Regions from separate parts of the Homo sapiens genome. Here region 2 is linked to region 1. The links are chromatin loops, found by intact Hi-C in ENCODE. Cell type or tissue: endothelial cell of umbilical vein. All regions are shown on one strand. Links, peaks and the distances in the headings refer to the core of each region. The heading gives the core; the rest is flanking DNA.

Region 1 (10,544 bases), core at 1,483-9,482:
TTTTTGTATTTTTAGTAGAGACAGGGTTTCACCATGTTGGCCAGGCTGGTCTCGAACTCCTGACCTCAGTTGATCCACCCGCCTTTGCCTCCCAAGTGCTGGGATTACAGGCATGAGCCACTGCGCCTGGCCTCAGGTATATCTTTATCAGCAGCATGAAAATGGATTAATACAATGGGGGAGAGGGAGTCAGCATGGGAGTGAGGGCCCAAGCAGGGTAGGGAAAGCATCCATGTGTGAGAATGGCCTGCAGTGGGATTTCAGGGCCCAGGCATGGTGAGGAGTGCATCCAGGCAGCAGGCAAAGTCCAGCACAGTGCAAGGCAGTCTGTGCCAGGGAGCTCCAGCATAAGGTGAGAAAGGTGTCCTCGCAAGGCCGAGACCTGGCATGGGGTGTCAGAGTTCAAGCAAGGTAAAGGGCAGCTCAGCCTGGGGACTCGGAGCCCAAATGTGGGAGGAGGGGGCCCGTGTGAAGGGGTGGTCTGGTGTGGAAGATCAGAGCCCGAGTGGGGTCAGGAGGGCCTCTGTGCATGTTGAAGACCCAGCACGGGGTGTCAGGGCCAGGCAGGGTGAGGAGGGTGTCCACATGTGGTGGGGGAGAAGGCAGGAGAGACTGATCATCTACAGGGGATTAGTCAAATAAGTCAGTATACTTAGAATAATGGGAGCCATGGTCTCACTGTCAGAGAAAGGAGATACAAATATGAAAAGAGAGAAAACTAGAATAAGTCCTGTGGTACTGGGCTGGAATTGAAGGTATTTTGGTGTGAGTAAAAACATACAGAAATAAACATACTTTTCTTTTTTTTTTCGGGGACAGAGTCTCACTCTGTCGCCCAGGCTGGAGTGCAGTGGCATGATCTTGGCTCACTGCAACCTCCACCTCCCGGGTTCAAGCGATTCTCTTGCCTCAGCCTCCCAAGTAGCTGGGATTACAGGCATGCACCACCACACCCTGCTGATTTTTTTGTATTTTTAGTAGAGACAAGGTTTCACCATGTTGGTCAGCCTGGTCTCAAACTGACCTGAGGTGATCCACCCACCTCAACCTCCCAAAGTGCTGGGATTACAGGCATCGGCCACCGTGCCCAGCCAAACATACATGTTTTTATGTTGTTGTTCTGGCTATCTAGAGGATTGGGAGCAGCAATAGCCCAATCACAGCGAGCACACCTGCTATCCAGATCTTGGTTTCTAAACACCATTCTCCACCAAAAGCTCCTTTGAGAAACGGCTGATTCCAGACTAGACAGGGGAAGCACAGGGTGGGCCTAGAACATGTACCCATCTCAGCAAAAAAGGAAGTGCTCAAAGAATGACTGAGATGTGTCAAAAGGATACAGAAGTCAGCTTGAGGTGGTCACTGAATATGGGAGAATTTGAGTATTAAAATAAAGATGGCAACAGATTATAACCTAGTGGATAAAATAGAAAGCCATGAATCCATACTGAACACATGCAGAATTTGATGAGGAAAGGGATTTTTTTTAGTATCTCCCTCAAGATACATATTCATTAAGAGGCAAAAAGAGCAACTTTACAGTGTAGAAGCTGAGCCAACAAATGCCACCGCATGTGTTATAATACAATAAGAAGACCGCACTACTCCTGAGCTATTCCCACTAAAGATGCATCACTTGGCCCTAACCGTGAGGGCACATCAGAGAAATGAAAACCAAAGTGCAGGCTACAAAGCAAGTGTCCTATTGAAACCACCTTTGCAAAATTATAACTCAGGAAATTATGACACTGGAAGAAATCAGATCTAACCAACTCCATCTTGCTTCTAACCTTTAAGCTGTCCTTGTTCATCCCTGGGCATAGGCCAAACTAACTTTGGGAAGGAATTCAATTCGTGGTTGGACTCTGAAACAAAATTGATAAAACCCCTTTCCCAAAAAGACCCCCTTCTTGCCTGGGACCACTCAGCCTTTGCAGGACTAACAAATTAGCTACAAGATTAGAAATTACTGGCCAGGCGCAGTGGCTCATGCCTGTAATCCCAGCACGTTGGGAGGCCAAGGCAGGCAGATCACCTGAGGTCAGGAGTTCAAGACCAGCCTGACCAACATGGAGAAACCCCATCTCTACTAAAAATACAAAATTAGCCGGGCGTGGTGGCACATGCCTGTAATCTCAGTTACTTGGGAGGCTGAGGCAGGAGAATTGCTTGAACCTGGGAGGTGGAGGTTGCGGTGAGCTGAGATCATGCCATTGCACTCCAGCCTGGGCAACAAGAGTGAAACTCCGTCTCAAAAAAAACCAAACAACAATAACAAAACAAACAAACAAAACAAGAAATTACAGTTTAGGGGTCATGCAGCCTCTGACTCCAAGAGTCTGAACCTCCCCAAATTGCTCCTGGCAATAACATCACTATTGTAAGACCTAAGATCAGTGCTTGAGATATTTTGCAAACCCTGCACTCAGTGGACCAGCTACCACCACCCAGACCAGTAATCTGGCTCAACCAGTTCTGCCATCCCACCCAAGAACAGAAAACAGCAAGAAAAACTCACTTCGACCCCCTGTGATTCCATCTCCATTGCACTCTCCACTTCCCAAGCCCCTACCCACCAAATTATCTTTAAAAACTTTAATCGCCAAATGCTCAGGGAGACTGATTTGAGTATTAACAAAACTCTGGTCTCCCACACAGTCGACTCTGTGTGAATTACGCTTTCTCCATTGTCCATTGCAACTCCCCTGTCATGATCAACCAGCTCTGTCTAGGCAGCGGGCAAGGTGAACCCACTGGACTGTTAAACTATTATCTCCAAAAATGGCAAGGTCATGTAGGTCGAGGGAAGACTAAAGAAGAAGACGTGACAATTCAATGCAATATGTGACCATGGATCTGGTCCTTTCACCATAAAGGACATTATTGGAACAACTGGCAACACTTGGGTGGGGTCTGAGGGTTCAGTGGTGGCAATGAGCCTGTGCTACCTTCCCGACGTCAATGGCTGAGCAGCAGTTATATCAGAGCCGTTCGAACCAGAGCGACTCCATCTTAAATAGGAGCTGAGTAAAATAAGGCTGAGACCTACTGGGCTGCATTCCCAGATGGTAATGGCATTCTAATTTACAGGATGAGATAGGAGGTCGGCACAAGATACAGGTCATAAAGATATTGCTGAAAAAACAGGTTGCAGTAAAGAAGCTGGCTAAAACCCACCAAAAACCAAGATGGTGCCGAGAGTGACCTCTGGTCATCCTCACTGCTTCACTCCCACCAGCTCCATGACAGTTTACAAACGCCATGGCAACATCAGGACTTGCCCTCTACGGTCTAAAAGGGGGAGGCATGAGTAATCCACCCCTTGTTTAGCATATCATCAAGAAACAGCCATAAAACTGGGCAATCAGCAGCCCTCAGGGCTGCTCTGTCTATGGAATAGCCATTCTTTTACTCCTTTACTTAATAAACTGGCTTTCGCTTTACAGACTCACCCGGAATTCTTTCTTGTGCGAGATCCAAGAACCCTCTCTTGGGGTCTGGATCAGGACCCCTTTCCTGTTATGCAGGAGGATGTCCTTATCTGTAGGAAGCACACCCTGAAGTGCTCAGGCTCAGTGGGCCTTCTGGCTGGCAACTGACTCTTCACTGCCCCAGAGAAAAAAGTTTTTGAGCTCTACTTGCGACTTTCCTTTAGGTATGTGGTTGTTAGTAAAACTGTAACAAACCTTTAAATAAATAAGGCATCCTCTTATTTTCTCTTAAATGTATGTCTTAAAGGGGTGTATTCATGATGACAGAGAAGTCAGTCTAGAAGGAGACAGATAGTAAGTGGGAGGCACCCCCGGCAACCCCGCCCCAGTCTGGATGAGTCAGCCCCCTCATTCTGCCTTTCCTGACCCCCAAGTCCAGCTCAGAAGCCCTTCTTAGGAGTTTCCCATGAGCCTCTATTTGCTGAACACAGCACTTCTGATCTGGTAATTTTAACGGCCCATTTACTTATAAATACCATGAGATTAGAGGTATTGTCTGACTTGCTCACCACTGTCTTCTTGGAGGTGGAGGCAATTTCAGGGACACAGTAGCTCCTCAGTAAGCATTTGCTGAACAAATGAAAGAATGGTTCACACTGACCCCAAAGAAGGTTTTCTCCCTAGTCTTGGACTATTTCTCTTTTTTCTTTCTTTTCTTTTCTTTTTTTTTTTTTTTTAGAGACAATGTCTGGCTCTGTCACCCAGGCTGGAGTGTGGCGGCACGATCTCAGCTCACTGCAGCCTCCACTTCCTGGGCTCAAGTGATCCTCTGGCCGCAGCCTGCCGAGTGGCTGGAACCACAGGCACACACACCAGGCCTGGCTAATTTTTGTATTTTTTTGTAGAGATGAGGTTTTGCCAGGTTGCCCAGGCTGGTTTCGAACTCCTGAGCTCGAGCAATCCACCTGCCTTGGCCCCACAAAGTGCTGGGATTACAGGTGTGAGCCACTGTTCCTGGCTGGAATGTTTCGAATCAAGCAGTTAAAAGGTAAAGACCAGTGCTGTAGCCGCATGATCCGCCTGTTCCTCAGCGTGGATAAAGCTCTTTGCCCTCCTTATGGAACTATGGCACGGTTTTGCTCTCGACTCTCTTGAGTCCTTGCAGAGGAGGCATGGAAAGATCTGGTGTGAGTCACTGCCATCGATCAACATGACATTGTTCTCGAAGGGCTCGCAGTGGGGAAACCTAAAAAGGAAGAAAATGAGAGCACTTGCCAAGGCTACTGAACAAAGGGTCAAGCACCCAGCCAGTCACTGAGTTCCAGACTCTTAATAACAAGGTTATGAAGCTATGCGAAGCCTTCATCCCTTCTCATAACTACACAGGCATGTCGGGGCTTCTGAAGTTGTGACAGTGATTTCCTTTAAAGAAAACGATTCTAAGTAAACCAAGGACACTTCACCCTTGACTTTGAAAATGTCTACAAACTTTCCCAGAGCAAATCTCTGCCGGCGTTTCTCACTTCCCGATCTGATCGGCCTGAGGAGCCCACGGGCTGGGCTGGCACGTTCTTTTGTTCAGCTTCTCTACCGGAAGGAGTTTGTGTAAAAAGGAATAGAAATCAGTGTTCATGCCACAATAGGGGTAATTGTTCTGAGCTGCCACATTCCGTTAAATGTTTACCTTTTTGTTTCACAATCTAACAGGAAACGAGGAGCAAAGGATTTTTGGTTCCCTTATCCCCCTTTGGTCAAGACTAAAAAAGACCAGTTGTTATTCTAGTTGCTCAAAAATGAAATGCTCAAGGTAGGAAATGAGCACAGTTGCTAAAGACTCCAGATCACAATCTGGGGTTTCAACCAAATCCGTTGCATGAAATGTTTCAGAGGAATGAGGCTTTGTCAACCTTCTCCATGTGCCTCCAGGACAGGATGTTTAGCAAGAGGTGCTGAACATTGTAACCATCTTTCTATGTGATCTATAGAACACTATGGATGACCAAGATAAAAAACTGGACAGATTAGATTCCTTAGTAGCCAAATACAAGGTAGGGAAGTGGCAAAAAGCTGGGACCCGTTGGGAAGGAGGCCGGAGGGCTTCGCCAGGCTCTCCTCCGCCATTTCAGATCCATCCTTCAAGACCAGACCCCAACCCAGCTTCTACTTCGAGGAGAAGTATTTGTTTAAAGTTCCATTTGTGGAATGGCCCAGCTGGGATGAAAACCAGGCTGTGAATTCTAGTACCAGCTCCACCCCTGAAAAACAGAGTAGAACCTCCCTGGGCTAACGTCTTCTAATAATCCAATCATAGAGTAAACTATGTCTTTTGGGGCATTTTAAACTTTTTTATTGCTTTGAAATAGAGTCAGGGGAAGAAAGACTTTACCATCTAGGTTCGATAGCTGGGTCTAGGAAATACACTGACAATACACAGATTTAACAGGAAAAAGGGTAAACAAATTTATTAATTTTTAATATGTGCACAGGGGCCATCATAGGAAGAAAAAAACAATATCACAAAAAAGTGATGCCATCTTAACAGAGAAAAGGGAGAGGAGATGTGGGCTACCGTGAGGAGAGGAAATGATTTTTAGGAAAGAAAAATGGGCCTTTAGAAGACTAGATGGGAGATACGAGGGTTTGTGGCAGTTTGTCCGGATGTTAAGGCAGCCCTTGCTGACTCCTGGGGAGGGGACTTAGGACAACTGATGTCCTTTTGGAGGCTCTGCCTTTGGGCAGATGAGAGGAGTTCAGGGAAACCATGTCTCTGCATTTACTGTTTTCCAGTGCTTTCTGCTCAAAATCACCAACATTCCAAAGTGGCATATTTGGGGGCAGTCTGTCCTGAACCCCTACTCGACAGTAAAAAACATTTTTTAAAAATTAAAAATGGGCCAGGCGCGGTGGCTGACACCTGTAATCCCAGCACTTTGGGAGGCTGAAGTGGACAGATCACTTGAGGTTAGGAGTTCAAGACCAGCCTGGCCAACATGGTGAAACCCCATCTCTACTAAAAATACAAAAATTGCCTGGGTCTGGTGGTGCTTGCCTGTAGTCCCAGCTACCCGAGAGGCTGAGGCAGGAGAATTGCTTGAACCTGGGAGGCAGAGGTTGCAGTGAACTGAGATCGTGCCACTGCACTCCAGCCTGGGCAACCGAGTGAGACTCCATCTCAAAAATAAACAAATAAAAATTAAAAATGGATAATTCGGTCATAAATAAGATTGTCATAGTGAAATAAATTTAATGGTTTTCAATACTTACTAAATATTTCTATATTCAAAGCCCAGTCCCTGAACTTTGCAGAGGCACTTGGGTTCAAGTCCCACCTCTGCCACTTACTAGCCGTGTAACTCGGGAGAAACCGTTTAACCTTTCCTTTCTGTGCCTCAGTCTCCACATCTACAAAAAGAGGGAGATAACAGTAGGGACTCACAGGTTTCTGTGAGGATGAAAAGAGCCAATGCAAATATAAAGTAGTGCCTGGCACATAGTAAACACTCAATAAATGCCAACACTTGTCACAATAATATCGTTACAACATTTTTTTAAAAAGGGTTTTATACTTGGAAAAGAATGTAAACTTTTTAAAAGCTGCAATGAATAAATCTGCAGCCAGACCAAAGATGTGCACTTTGTATTTAATTTTTTTTAGATTTTTCCCATCATTGGCTAGATGTACACATTCAAATTTCTTTTCTTTCTTTTTTTTTTTTTTGAGACAGAGGCTCGCTCTGTTGCCCAAGCTGGAGTGCAGTGACGCAATCTTGGCTCACCACAACCTCCAGCACCTGGGTTCAAGCGATTCTCCTGCCTCAGCCTCCTGAGTAGCTGGGATTACAGGCATGTGCCACCATGCCCGGCTAATTTTTATATTTTTTAGTGGAGATGGGGTTTCCCCAGGTTGGCAAGGCTGGTCTTGAACTCCTGACTTCAGGTGAGCCACCCGCCTCGGCCTCCCAAAGTGCTGAGATTACAGCTGTGAGCCACCGCACCCGGCCTCAAATTTCAAATAATTCTTATCAACATGAAAGTTTGACCTTCTTTTTTAGACCATAAAGGAGCATTTCACTGATGTGCATATTTATCTTTAAGACCCTTTTCATTGTAAGTGATGCCAACTGAATTCAAACCAGCTTAGGCGAGAAGAGCTCCGTGCAGGCCCAGGTGAGCACACTGCAGGAAAGGCAGACATAGTGTTCACATGAGGAGGGTGCGGGCCCAGAAGCTTCGCTCCACCACGACTCTGTGTGTCCTGAGTGTCCCCTCACTGTCACACACTGGGACAACACAATGGTCTCAGCTGGACTGCTGGGGTTTGAGGCTTCTTAGAGGCTTTCCTCCGCAGGAGCCCTGTCTATCAACAGCCGCCAGGCCCACGCCCTAAAAATTCCAAGAGTGTGGAGGAACGTGGATTTTCTCTCCGAGGTCCTGCTTAAAAAATCTCAAGGAAGAACTCATTGGTGAACTTTGGGTCCCACAGACCCTACACCAGGTCCTAGAACTGGTCCCTTCAGGAGAACAGAGCGGCAGAGGGGGGAGATTTATCAGAGTAATGGCAGAGAGAGAGGCTGACAAAAAGCATGAGACCCTCAGAGGCAACCAGGCCCTCATAAATGCTCCATGAGTCAGGTGTCTAGGAATGCAAAAGATGCAGCCAGGCGGGTGGCTCATGCCTGTAATCCCAGCACTTTGGGAGGCTGAGGCAGGTGGATCACAAGGTCAGGAGATCAAGACCATCCTGGCCAACATGGTGCAAACCTGTCTCTACTAAAAATTCAAAAAATTAGCCGGGCATGGTGGCGGGTGCCTGTAGTCCCAGCTACTCAGGAGGCTGAGGTTGGAGAATCGCTTGAACCCGGCAGGTGGAGGTTGCAGTGAGCCGAGATCGCGCCACTGCACTCCAGCCTGGGTGACAGAGCAAGACTCCGTCTCAGAAAAAAAAAAAAAAAAAAAAAAAAGATGCTGCAGGCTGGACATCACGGCCACGGTCGGTAACGTACATAAGGCTTGCCTTGAGACAGAGCTTGTTGTGAAAACCCATCTGTTCATTGATCTCAGAGGGGGATCCTGGGATGTAAAGGTTTCTTCATCCAGCAGCCAGGAGTGCTTCTGCTGGCTGCCCCTGCTGCATCAGGCAACAGTCTCGTCCCCCCCGGGAATGAGTTTAAAGAGGCAGGGCCATGCCGGGAAGGAAGCAGCTAACCCGGTCCTCGGGGAATGATTTCATTCTGGGGATTGATGAAAACAAACAAGTGTCTCTTTCAAACTGCTGTGCTGCGGTGGACTTTACAAAATTTCCACCATCTAAATCAGTTACAAAGTTGGGTGAACTATATATTTATTTATTTATTTATTTATTTATTTATTTTGCGTGTGTGTCACTCCGTGGAGTGACTTCCTCACACTTGCAAGTTCATTTCTAGTCCATCAGCTCTGTCTAGAAGTTCTAAAAAAGATCTTTTTAATAAATTCTGCTAAACATTGCAGAGGAATGGTTTGTTTTCGTTTGTCGTGAACTGTACAGGCCCACCTCCAGGCCTCTGGGGAACCATATGAGGCATTTTCCAAAGTTATTTCCAGAATAAACAAGGCTTGAGAGGCCAGCCTCGCTCAACCACGGCCCACAGCTTCACTTCTCTGCTCCAGGCGGGAGGAGAAACCCCTGACCTTCTGTAAATATTTCAACACAAGCAGTTCTCTGCGGGATTAGAATTTGTGTTTTTGAGTCAACTCTAAAACAGACCCAGAAAAGGCACCTTTCTGATTGTTCTATTGATATTGAAAAGTTTCAACTTTATGGTTTTTATGGCTGTTCAAGGAATTTCACATTCCAAGACCCTGGGGCAGAAAGGGCACAAAAGGAGAGTCTAAATGATTAGATGGTAGGGCCTGTTTTTACTCAGCCATGAACAAGGAAGGTCCCAGAAAAACTCTACGTGATTGAGAAATACTTTTGGCCACCAGCGCAACCTGCTAATTGGGAACACCCAATGCCCTTAATATGAAGCCTAAAAAATGAGATGGTGTCATCATCCAGGTTGTGGGGCGTGGAGGGGCCTTGGTGAGCTCAAAAGAGCACATCTGCCCGAAAAGACAGCCCTGCCCAGCGCCAGACACCTGGTGCCAATGCACACTGTCACGACACCATCTGACTTTTTAAAAGAGAAACAAGGAATCTCTAAGTTTTTGTTTTTTGAGACAGAATCTTGACTCTGGCACCCAGGCTGGAGTGCAGTGGCGCGATCTTGGCTCACTGCAACCTCTGCCTCCCACAGGTGATTCTCGTGCCTCACCTCCTGAGACTACAGATGTGCGCCACCACGCCTGGCGAATTTTTTGTATTTTTAGTAGAGACGGGGTTTCGCCATGTTGGCCAGGCTGGTCTTGAAATCCTGGCCTCAAGTGATCCGCCTGCCTCAGCCTCCCAAAGTGTGGGATTATAGGCATGAGCCACTTCACCCGCCCTCTAAGTTTTTAATATCGTAAACTAAAATTTAAGAGGTTAAGCGCCAACAACTCTGACCCCTCAAAGTTCTGGTCTTCCCATAATGACTTCTTGAATTTTTTTTCTGAAATCTCAAACATTCTTCTGATCCTGCCTTGGTGTGACACACGTGTCATCTGTATCGTCCCACATGTGGCCGGCCATGGCATGCACAGAGGCACCAGTGGGGAACCGACTCTCCAAAGAGACTCAGGCCTTGGGACTCACAGGCAGGCGCGTCTGGCATCCAGTGTTACATTCTGTGGTGTCATTGCCTTCTGTGATTCCAAAGCGTGCAGCGGTGTCCTGCTGAAAGTTACTGCCTGGTCAGAGCTCACCCCGAGAGGGATGGGAGGGAAAGGTCTGGGAAGCAGCAGAGGTAGCCTGCAGGAATCCAGGAGGTGAAGTCTGGAATCAGAGCACAAGGGCTGGCTCACATGGATTTGCAGACAAGGAAGTGGCCCTGGGGAGAACAGCCTAGAAGTGAATAGAGCTTCCTGCAGCCAGGCAGGTAGGCGCGAGGATGACTGCAATCCCATCATCAAGGAAAGTGTGACATCACAGCCAGCAAGCTCTGAACACTGGGGCTACTGAAAAAAATTAAGACACATAGACTGTGTCAGGCC
Region 2 (9,107 bases), core at 1-8,000, 62 kb before region 1:
ACCTCCCGAATAGCTGGGACTACCTACAGGTGCACGCCACCACTCCTGGCTAATTTTTTTATTTTTTGTAGACATGGAGTTTTGCCATATTGCCCAGGCTTGTCTCAAATTCCTGAGCTCAAGTGATCTGCCTGCCTTGGCCTCCCTAAGTGCCGGGATTATAGGTGTGAGCCGCTGAGGCTGGTCCTCTTCGTGAAATGTTGATATTCTGCTTTTAATTCATCCTACAAGACATGAAGACTTCTCAAACAGGACATTTACTTGAAAGACAGATAACCTAAATGGATTTAACTATAAATTCAATATAGTTCTTAAAGGTTTTAATGTTATAAATATAAATCACTTAAACGATTCCACAATTGGAATTATGATATAATCTAATTTCTCTTATCCTGCCTTATCAATTATTTACATTTTTATGAACCTTTGTTGGCATAATGTCCTTAAAGTTATCTAGCTAATACACTCTCACTATTCATATTCTCTGTTAATTTACCTTTTGAATGTTTTAATAATTGTTTTTGCACATAAAATTAACATCTTTCACTGTCATCAGTTACAGCAGCATTTTTTTCTCACAATTATAATTACCTATTTCTTCAGCTGACTGACAGAATTTGTATGTTTTATGTTTTATTTTTTGAGAGACAAGGTCTCACTTTGTCACCCAGGTCAGAGTGCAGTGGCACGATCATGGCTCACTGCAGCCTGAACCCCCTGGGCCCAGGCGATCCTCCCAGCTCAGCCTCTCAAGTGGCTGGGACTACGGGCACGCACCACCATGTCCAGCTATAAAAAATTGTTTTAGTAGAGATGGAGTCTCACGATGTTGCCCAGGCTGGTATCAGCCACCGTGCCTAGCCCTGACTGGCGGAATTTTAAGGTAAGGGCACACAGAATATATTTTCTTCAAGCAGCGTCTAAAATACTTGCCTATATTTTGAAAGAGAATATACCTATTATTAACACAATATCCTAATTGTATTCTTATTTATGATCCTGACATTAAGCTGACTACGGCGGTGGCTTCAGCAAACTTCAGTACACACAAGTTCAAAGAAGCCAAAAACGGTGCTGAGGTCGGCACCTGGCTCCCTTCCCACCACCAAAGCCGAAGACCAAATTTTGGCCAAATACTAGGGGCAAAGCTAAACTGTGGTACAGCCCTATCTAGTCTAAGAGCATGGACCATGGGAGCGGGTTGGCCTGGGTTTGAATCCCGGTTCTGTCACTTACTGGCTATGTGGCCTTGGACGGGTTACTCTTTGTGCCTCAGTCTCCTCATCCATAAAGTGGGGGTGATAAAGCACCTATATCATTGGGTTGTGGTGAGAATTCTATGAGATAATATTTGCCTTGTACCTATCTTATGTAAGTACAAGTATGTAAATGTCCAATGCTGCTATTTTTAATTGGTATTAACTAGCTACCCGTGAAACTTAACTCATGACTTATTGCTTTTTTTTTTTTTTTTTGAGACTGGATCTTGCTCTGTTGCTCAGGCTAATGTGCAGTGGGTGATCATAGCTCACTGCAGCCTTGACCTCCTGTGCTCACGCGATCCTCCTGCCTCGTCCTCTGGAGTAGCTGGGACTACAGCCATGAACTACCGCCCCTGGTGAATTTCCTATTTTTATGCTATAGAAATGAGGTCTGATATGATTTGGCTGTGTCCCCACCCAAATCTCATCTTGAATGCTAGTTCCCATAATCCCCAAGTGCTGTGGAAGGGACCAGTTGGAGGTAATTTAATGATGGGGGTGGTTACCCTGACGCTGCTGTTCTCATGATAGTGAGTGAGTTCTCACGAGAGCTGATGGTTTTATAAGGGGCTTTTCCCTCTTTGCTCGGCACTTCTCCTTGCTGCTGCCACGTGAAGAAGGACGTGTTTGCTTCCCCTTCCACCATGATTGCAAGTTTCCTGAGGCCTCCTCAGCCATGCTGAACTGTGAGTCAATTAAACCCCTTTCCTTTATAAATTACCCAGTCTCAGGTATCTCTTTATTAGCAGTGTGAGAATGGACTAAGGCAAGGTCTCACTATATTGCCCAGGCTGGTCTCGAACTCTTGGCCTCAAGTGATCTTCCTGTCTCAGCCTCCTACAGTGCTGGGATTTCAGTTGTGAGCCACCATGTCTGGCCAGAAATTTTCATAAGAATATAAATAATAGAGTTAATCATGATTGGATATCATGCTTTATTTTATATACGAGTCTTTTAATTATCCAAGCACATTTTAAAAAAACTTTTAATTATGGAAATTGTCAAACATACACAAAAGTACAAAGATCAGCATCAGGAGCCCTGGTGTGCCCATCTCACCTTCCGTGCTGACCAATATTCTGCTTACTCATTCCACCAAGCACATTCAGTCCAAACCCCTAGAGCCACTTGTCATATGACAGGCAGGGCAGCACAAAGTCAGCCACTCCACAAAATCACCCATCTCAAGGTGTGGCAGCTTTTTACTCTAGCTGAGAGATGGACAAAGGGCGTAGGAACTTAGCCCCTAGTACAAATTTTACACAGAAGAATCTTTCACATGTTTAATTCAAATTGTATTTTAACTGTTGATATTAGGAGAGGCACAAATCACTTCAGTTGCTTTTGGTCTTAGTTGTGCTCACAGTGTTGAATACTTGTGCTGCCAACAGAGTCAGTAAAAGCTCGAAAACCTCTGAAGTCTAAAGCCCAAATTCAAACTCTTAACAAGGACCTTGTCTTGCCACATCAATACAGTCGACTGCCGAGACAGCCGCACCCTCAGGCCCAGAGAATCGGGCCTGGTAGTGCCCTCCGAGCTCTGTCATATCATGGCCTTCATAGAAAATGCAGTGTTTGGCTGGGCGTGATGGCTCACACCTGTAATCCTAGCACTTTGGGAGGCTGAGGCAGGTAGATCACCTGAGGTCAGGAGCTTGAGACCAGCCTGGACAACATGGCAAAACCCCATCTCTACTAAAAATACAAAAAATTAGCCAGGCATGGTGGTGGACACCTGTAATCCCCGCTACTTGGGAGGCTGAGGCAGGAGAATCACTTGAACCTGGGAGATGGAGGTTGCAGTGAGCCAAGATTGTACATTGCACTCCAGCCTGGGAGACAAGAGGGAAACTCTGTCTCAAAAAAAAAAAAAAGAAAAGAAAAGAAAATGCAATGTTTTGGGGGAGACACTCCTCTGGGGTAAGCAGATGAGGATGCTCACAGCCAGGTACCTGGGATCAGCACCTTTTTCATCCATTTGAAGCCCATATACCCTGCATGCTGGCTGAGAAGCCCTAGACTGAGATAGGTACTTTATATATACCAACTCCTTTCATCCTTACAACTACCCTACAATGAAGGCACCCTATATTCTCTCTTCATGATGGAGGACATTGAGGCACAGAGAAGTGAAGCAGTTTGCCCAAGATCACACAGCCAGAAAGGGTCAGTCATCTCTAGCCCAAGGTTCTGGGTACCTACCTCCCCACCATTAGCCTCTCTAATAAACCATTCCAGATTATCCCATGGTTTCCAACTTAGCCAAACCATACCATGCACTTATTTATTTATTTATTTGAGACGAAGTCTTGCTCTTGTCCCCCAAGCTGGAGTGCAATGGCACGATCTCGGCTCACTGCAACCTCTGCCTCCCAGGTTCAAGCGATTCTCCTGTCTCAGCCTCACGAGTAGCTGGGATTACAGGCGCCTGCCACCATGCCCGGCTAATTTTTGTATTTTTAGTAGAGACGGGGTTTCACCATGTTGGACAGGCTGGTCTCGAACTCCTGACCTCAGGTGATCCGCCCACCTCGGCCTCCCAAAGTACTGGGATTACAGGCGTGAGCCACTGAGCCCGGCCTTATACCATGCATTTAAAAACTCAAGTTCATGGCCTGGTTTCCCACATTGCGTATGCATTTTCACACTTCCTCTATCTAATCTTTCCTTTTTAGATTCCAAACTGCTAGAGAGCATGAACGAAACAAAATGCTGAGCGCAGAGTAAAATACCTTTGGCCAAATGACCAGTCACATCAAACCTGTTTGCCTCTATTCCCGTAGGCTCTCAGAATGTTTGAAGATGTTAAAAATGGGGGGAAAGCAGCGAGACCCTGTTTTATCAGCATATGATTGGTCCAAAAAGAAAAGAGGATACTGCTAAGTTTCTCATCTATACAGGATGCAGACATTGAATGCTTTCGCTTTCTTGTGCTTTTTTTTTACTCTCATATATTGGGAACGCCTTATTCTTTCTGGCCCTGTTTCATATCTGTGTTTCGATCTCTGTGAATTCTCAAGAATGCAGTGCTACTACATGAGTCACACTTGAACAACCCTAAAACAAATAAGTAAACAAAAAGCTTCAGAAAGCTCACACACTTGTTATTACCTGAAATTGATGTGGTTATAGACTGACATCCTACCAACCAACGCAGAATAGGCTGATGAAAAGAAGCATTCGTTGTTTGCAGAAGTTTCGCCAGCCAGAACACAACACAAAACTTTCTCTGGGTTGCAGTGAATCACCTAAGTCAGGAAACAAAGTGATTTTAACGAGTAATAGTCACAATGCCTTATCTTACTTGTAATATTTACAAAATGTTCTTGACATCACCAAGGCCGCAGCCCTAGAAAGAGGAGGGAGAGCGGACATGGGCACATTCATTCAGTCCCTGCTATGTGCCACGTGCTTCCATTCACATGGTAAAAAAATCTCAGGCCGGTGTGATTATTCTCAATTTCAAGATGGAGACACAGAGTCACTGAGATAAGGAATTTACTCCAAATCACGCAGCTAGAGAATGGGGCACTGGAGTCCATGCTTTCACTCCACCAGGCTGCCTCTTGGAGTTACCCAAGAAAAGCTTTGAGAAATCATGAGAATTCACTAATTTCCCAAAGATTTCATTTTACCCCTATACTTAGCCAGAAAATAACATTTTCTCAAGATCCAAAACTGTTAATTCTGTTGAAGAAGAGTCAAGGCAACCAACATATCTGAATTGCCACACTACGTGCTTTGATTCCTGGAAAAGATACATGATCTTGACGCTCATACTTTCCAGTATCCCCTACAGTGAGATGTTGGAAACTTACGTATCACAGTATTCATCGTCCCCCAAAATATAAATGGGTCAAACTCATTGAGTTAAAAAGCAGACATTATCATCCTTGGATAAACCCTGTTAGGGAGCCATCTAAAGCAAAAGGACATGGAAAAGTTGAAAGCAAAAGGTGGGGAAAAGACACCAAAAATATATTAAACAAAAGAGAACTGGCATAACTACATCAGTATGACACACACACAAGGACTCTAAGACAGAAAAGGTTCCTATATGAAAATGAAATTTTCGTGTCACCAAGAAGACATAATAATTCTAAATGTATATGCACCTAATAAAAATGTCTCACACCATATACATAAAAAAGTAATAGAGGTCGGGCACGGTGGCTCACACCTGTAATACTAGCACTTTGGGAGGCTGAGGCTGGCAGATCACCTGAGGTCAGGAGTTCGAGACCAGCCTGGCCAACATGGTGAAACCCCACCTCTACTAAAAATGCAAAAATTAGCCAAGTGTGGTGGTGCATGCCTGTAATCCCAGCTACCTGGGAGGCTGAGGCAGGAGAATTGCTGGAAGGTTCCAGCTGGCAAACTTTCACCTCACCAGGAGGTGGAGGCTGCGGTGAGCCGAGATCGTGCCACTGCACTCCAGCCTGGGCAACAGAGTGAGAATCTGTCTTAAAAAAAAAAAAAAAAAGTAATAGAAATGGACAAATCCACCAATTTTTTTTCTCAATAATCAGTAGGTCAAGCAGCAAAAAAGAATCAATAAATAGGCCGGGCACAGTGGCTCATGCCTGTAATCCCAGCACTTCGGGAGGCTGAGGCGGGTGGATCACCAGAGGTCAGGAGTTCAAGACCAGCCTGGCCAATAAGGTGAAACCCCATCTCTACTAAAAATACAAAAAAATTAGCCGAGTATAGTGGCAGGCACCTGTAATCCTGGCTACTCAGAAGGCTTAGATCATGCCATTGCACTCCAGCCTGGATGACAAGAGCAAGACTCCATCTCAAAAAAAAAAAAAAAGAATAAATAAATATATTTGAAAAATTTGATTAACTACTTTGATGTAATGAACATATGTAAAACTCTAAAAGCAATCATTAGAGAATATCCATTCTTCTTTTTTTTTTTTTTTGAGATGGAGTTTCGCTCTGTCGCCCAGGCTGGAGTGCCGTGGCACAATCTCGGCTCACTGCAACCTCCGCCTCCCGTGTTCCAGTGATTCTCCTGCCTCAGCCTTCCGAGTAGCTAGGATTACACATGCCCGCCACCATGCCTGGCTAATTTTTGTATTTTTAGTAGAGACGGGGTTTCACCATGTTAGCCAGGATGGTCTCGATCTCCTGACCTCGTGATCTGCCTGTCTCGGCCTCCCAAAGTCCTGGGATTATAATCATGAGCCACTGTGCCCGGCCCATTCTTCTTAAGGACACATGGAATGGTTACAAAAATTAATCAGATCTGAGGTCATAAAGCACATCTCAACAAATTTCAAAAAATTAGTATCACATCCATCACATTTTTTAAACAAAATGTGATTAAGTAGAAGTCAATAGCAAAAAAGATAAATTATGAAGTTCTTGTGTATTGAAATTTAAAAACAGAATTCTAAATCATGGCTCAAATCATACAAATCTAGAAATACTCAGAACAATAATTTTTAAAATATTATTTAGAACTAGCATATTATAGTGAAAGCTATAATGCATAGTTTTAAATACATATATTTGCAAAGAATACAGTCTGAAAAGTAGTAAGTTAACTTCAACTAACAAAGTAATGGGGGAAAAACATAAATCCAAATAAAGGAAAGGGAGAAGGTAATAAAAAAAGAGCAGGTAATTAATAGGGAGAATAATACCATACAGTAGATAGAATCAACAAAGCCATATGCTGGCCCTTTGAAAAGACTAATAAAATAGACCTATCTCTGGTGCTATATTGATCAAAAAAAAAAGGCACAAATATTTAACTACAAACTCAGCAGAAGGTTTTTAACTACAAATACAGCAGAGATTTTAAAAATAAAGGAATAAACAGTTTTATGCTGATATATTTGAAAATTAGATGAAATAGACAAATTTCTAGAAAAATATAATCATGCTGACTCAAGAAGAGATAGAAAGCTTGAATAGTCCTACAATTATTAAAGAAATTGAAATAATATTAAAAATCTTGCCACAACAAAACACACAGGCTCTGAGGGTTTTACAGGTGAATTCCTCAAAACTTCCATGAGACAAATATTTCAATCTAACAAAAAGTCTTCCAGCACACAGAAAGAAAGAGAACACCCTCCAGCTCATTCTATGAGTTCAGTATAATTTTAATTTAAAAACCAGGGAAGATCAATAAGAGAAAAATCATAAGCCAAGCTCATTCACAAACATAGGTGCAAAGTCCTTTTAACTATTAGCAAAATAGATCTAGCCATGTTTTAAAAAGATAATGTCATATTATTCCTGGAATGCAAGGATGGATCGATATCCTAAAATCTGTATATGTCATGAAGAATTAACTATACTCAAAGATAGGTCTGGTCTTTGTCTCACCACCTGGGAGGTAACCTCTAAACCCTTGAAATTTCCTGAGTAATAAGAGTGTTTTTGTTACTCATGGTGGGCTTTTTTGGCCACACCTGGTAGTTTATGCTAATGAGGTGACTTATAGTGGACCCTTTGGATGGCACCATATAGTTCGTGCTAATGAAATGATTCAGGGTGGAGGCTGACCATGCCAGAAAGGCCAATCATATGATTAGAGGATTAGGACTTTGGGCCACTGAAATCAGCCAGATCTTGGCAGGGAGAGGGAGAGGGGGTGTGTACATTGTTGAAGATTGAGATCAACCACATGAGCAGTAATTCAATCATTCATGGCTATATAATGAAGCCTCAATCAAAATGCTGGATACCAAAGTTTAGGTGGGTGTCCTGGGTTGGCAATGCCCTGCATGTTGTCACACATTGATGCAAAGAGGGGATTGCATTCCTGAGGACACAAAAGCTTTCTGTTTGAAAACCTCCCAATTCCAGATTCTTCCCTTTGCATCTCTTCTGTGAGCTGGTTCTGTTTCTATCTTTTTGCTATAACAAAACTCTAATAGTAAGTACAGCACTTTCCTGAGTTTTATGCATCATTCTAGTGAACGTGAGGGAGTTCAGACCCCAGAATTTGTAGCTGGTTGGTCTGAGAATGGCCCTGGGACCCCTGAAATGATGATGTCAGAAGTCTTGGGCTGACGTGGTAGTCTGGAGGACTGTGCCTGCCCTTAATCTTGAATTTAAGTAACTCTGGGCAGTCATTCACTGGAGCAATAGATTGAGAAGTCAATAAATTCAATAAATCAACAGATTTAATAATCTCAATGGATGCAGAAAAAGTGTTGATAAAATTTCCTACTCATTTTAATTAAAAAACCCACAAAAAACTTTAGTAGACTAAAAGAAAACTTTAACCAGATAAAGAGAATATACACAAACAACAATATAACTTTTAATTGATTAATTAATTTATTATTTATTTATTTATTTTTTGAGATGGAGTTTCACTCTTTTTGCCCAAGCTGGAGTGCAGCAGTGCGATCTTGGCTCACCGTGACCTCCACCTACCAGATTCAGGAGATTCTCCTGTCTCAGCTTCCCGAGTACCTGGGATTACAGGTGTTAGCCACCACGCCCAGCTAATTTTGTATTTTTAGTAGAGACGGGGTTTCACCATGTTGGCCAGGTTGGTCTCCAACTCCTGACTCTCAGGTGATCTGCTCGCCTCAGCCTCCCAAAGTGCTGGGATTACAGGTGTAAGCCACTGCGCCTGGCCAACAATATAAATTTTAAAACATCTGAAGTTTCCCTGTAAGATTAGGATGCAAGACAAGAATACTACTATATAGCTGCTGTTCCCAAAATGTACTGGCATTCAAGATAATAATAAGAAAAATAAATTCAAAACATAAAGATTAGAAAGGAAGAAACAAGACAGTTGTTATTTGTAGATGATATGATTTTCTTTATATAAAACCAAAAGAATATGTAAATATATTACTTAAAATAGAC

Evidence for each region. Hi-C counts contacts between places; a loop is a spot of excess contacts. Peaks named below come from ENCODE experiments on the same cell type or tissue, not always from the same donor. Only the 100,000 strongest peaks of a DNase experiment are listed, where the experiment ranks them.
Region 2: a loop joins it to region 1, with 9 times the contacts of the local background. A loop is called at or near these places in 10 of 110 quality-filtered maps.

Annotation. Positions count from the first base shown.
Region 1 is chr1:8,115,607-8,126,150 of GRCh38, reverse strand. It overlaps ERRFI1-DT (ERRFI1 divergent transcript), which reads right to left. Exons shown (of 3, transcript NR_185980.1): 3 at 1-4,677. Among named protein-coding and RNA genes, the nearest start is that of LINC01714, 88 kb to the left of the region's middle. RefSeq lists enhancers at 4,735-5,044, 10,057-10,544. In endothelial cell of umbilical vein, for the core only: no CTCF peak of the experiment used is centred there; DNase peaks (open chromatin) are centred at 3,550, 3,790, 4,670, 5,060 and 3 weaker places; H3K27ac peaks cover 4,942 bases.
Region 2 is chr1:8,177,775-8,186,881 of GRCh38, reverse strand. No RefSeq gene overlaps it. Among named protein-coding and RNA genes, the nearest start is that of LINC01714, 26 kb to the left of the region's middle. In endothelial cell of umbilical vein, for the core only: no CTCF peak of the experiment used is centred there; DNase peaks (open chromatin) are centred at 4,281 and 4,571; H3K27ac peaks cover 2,179 bases.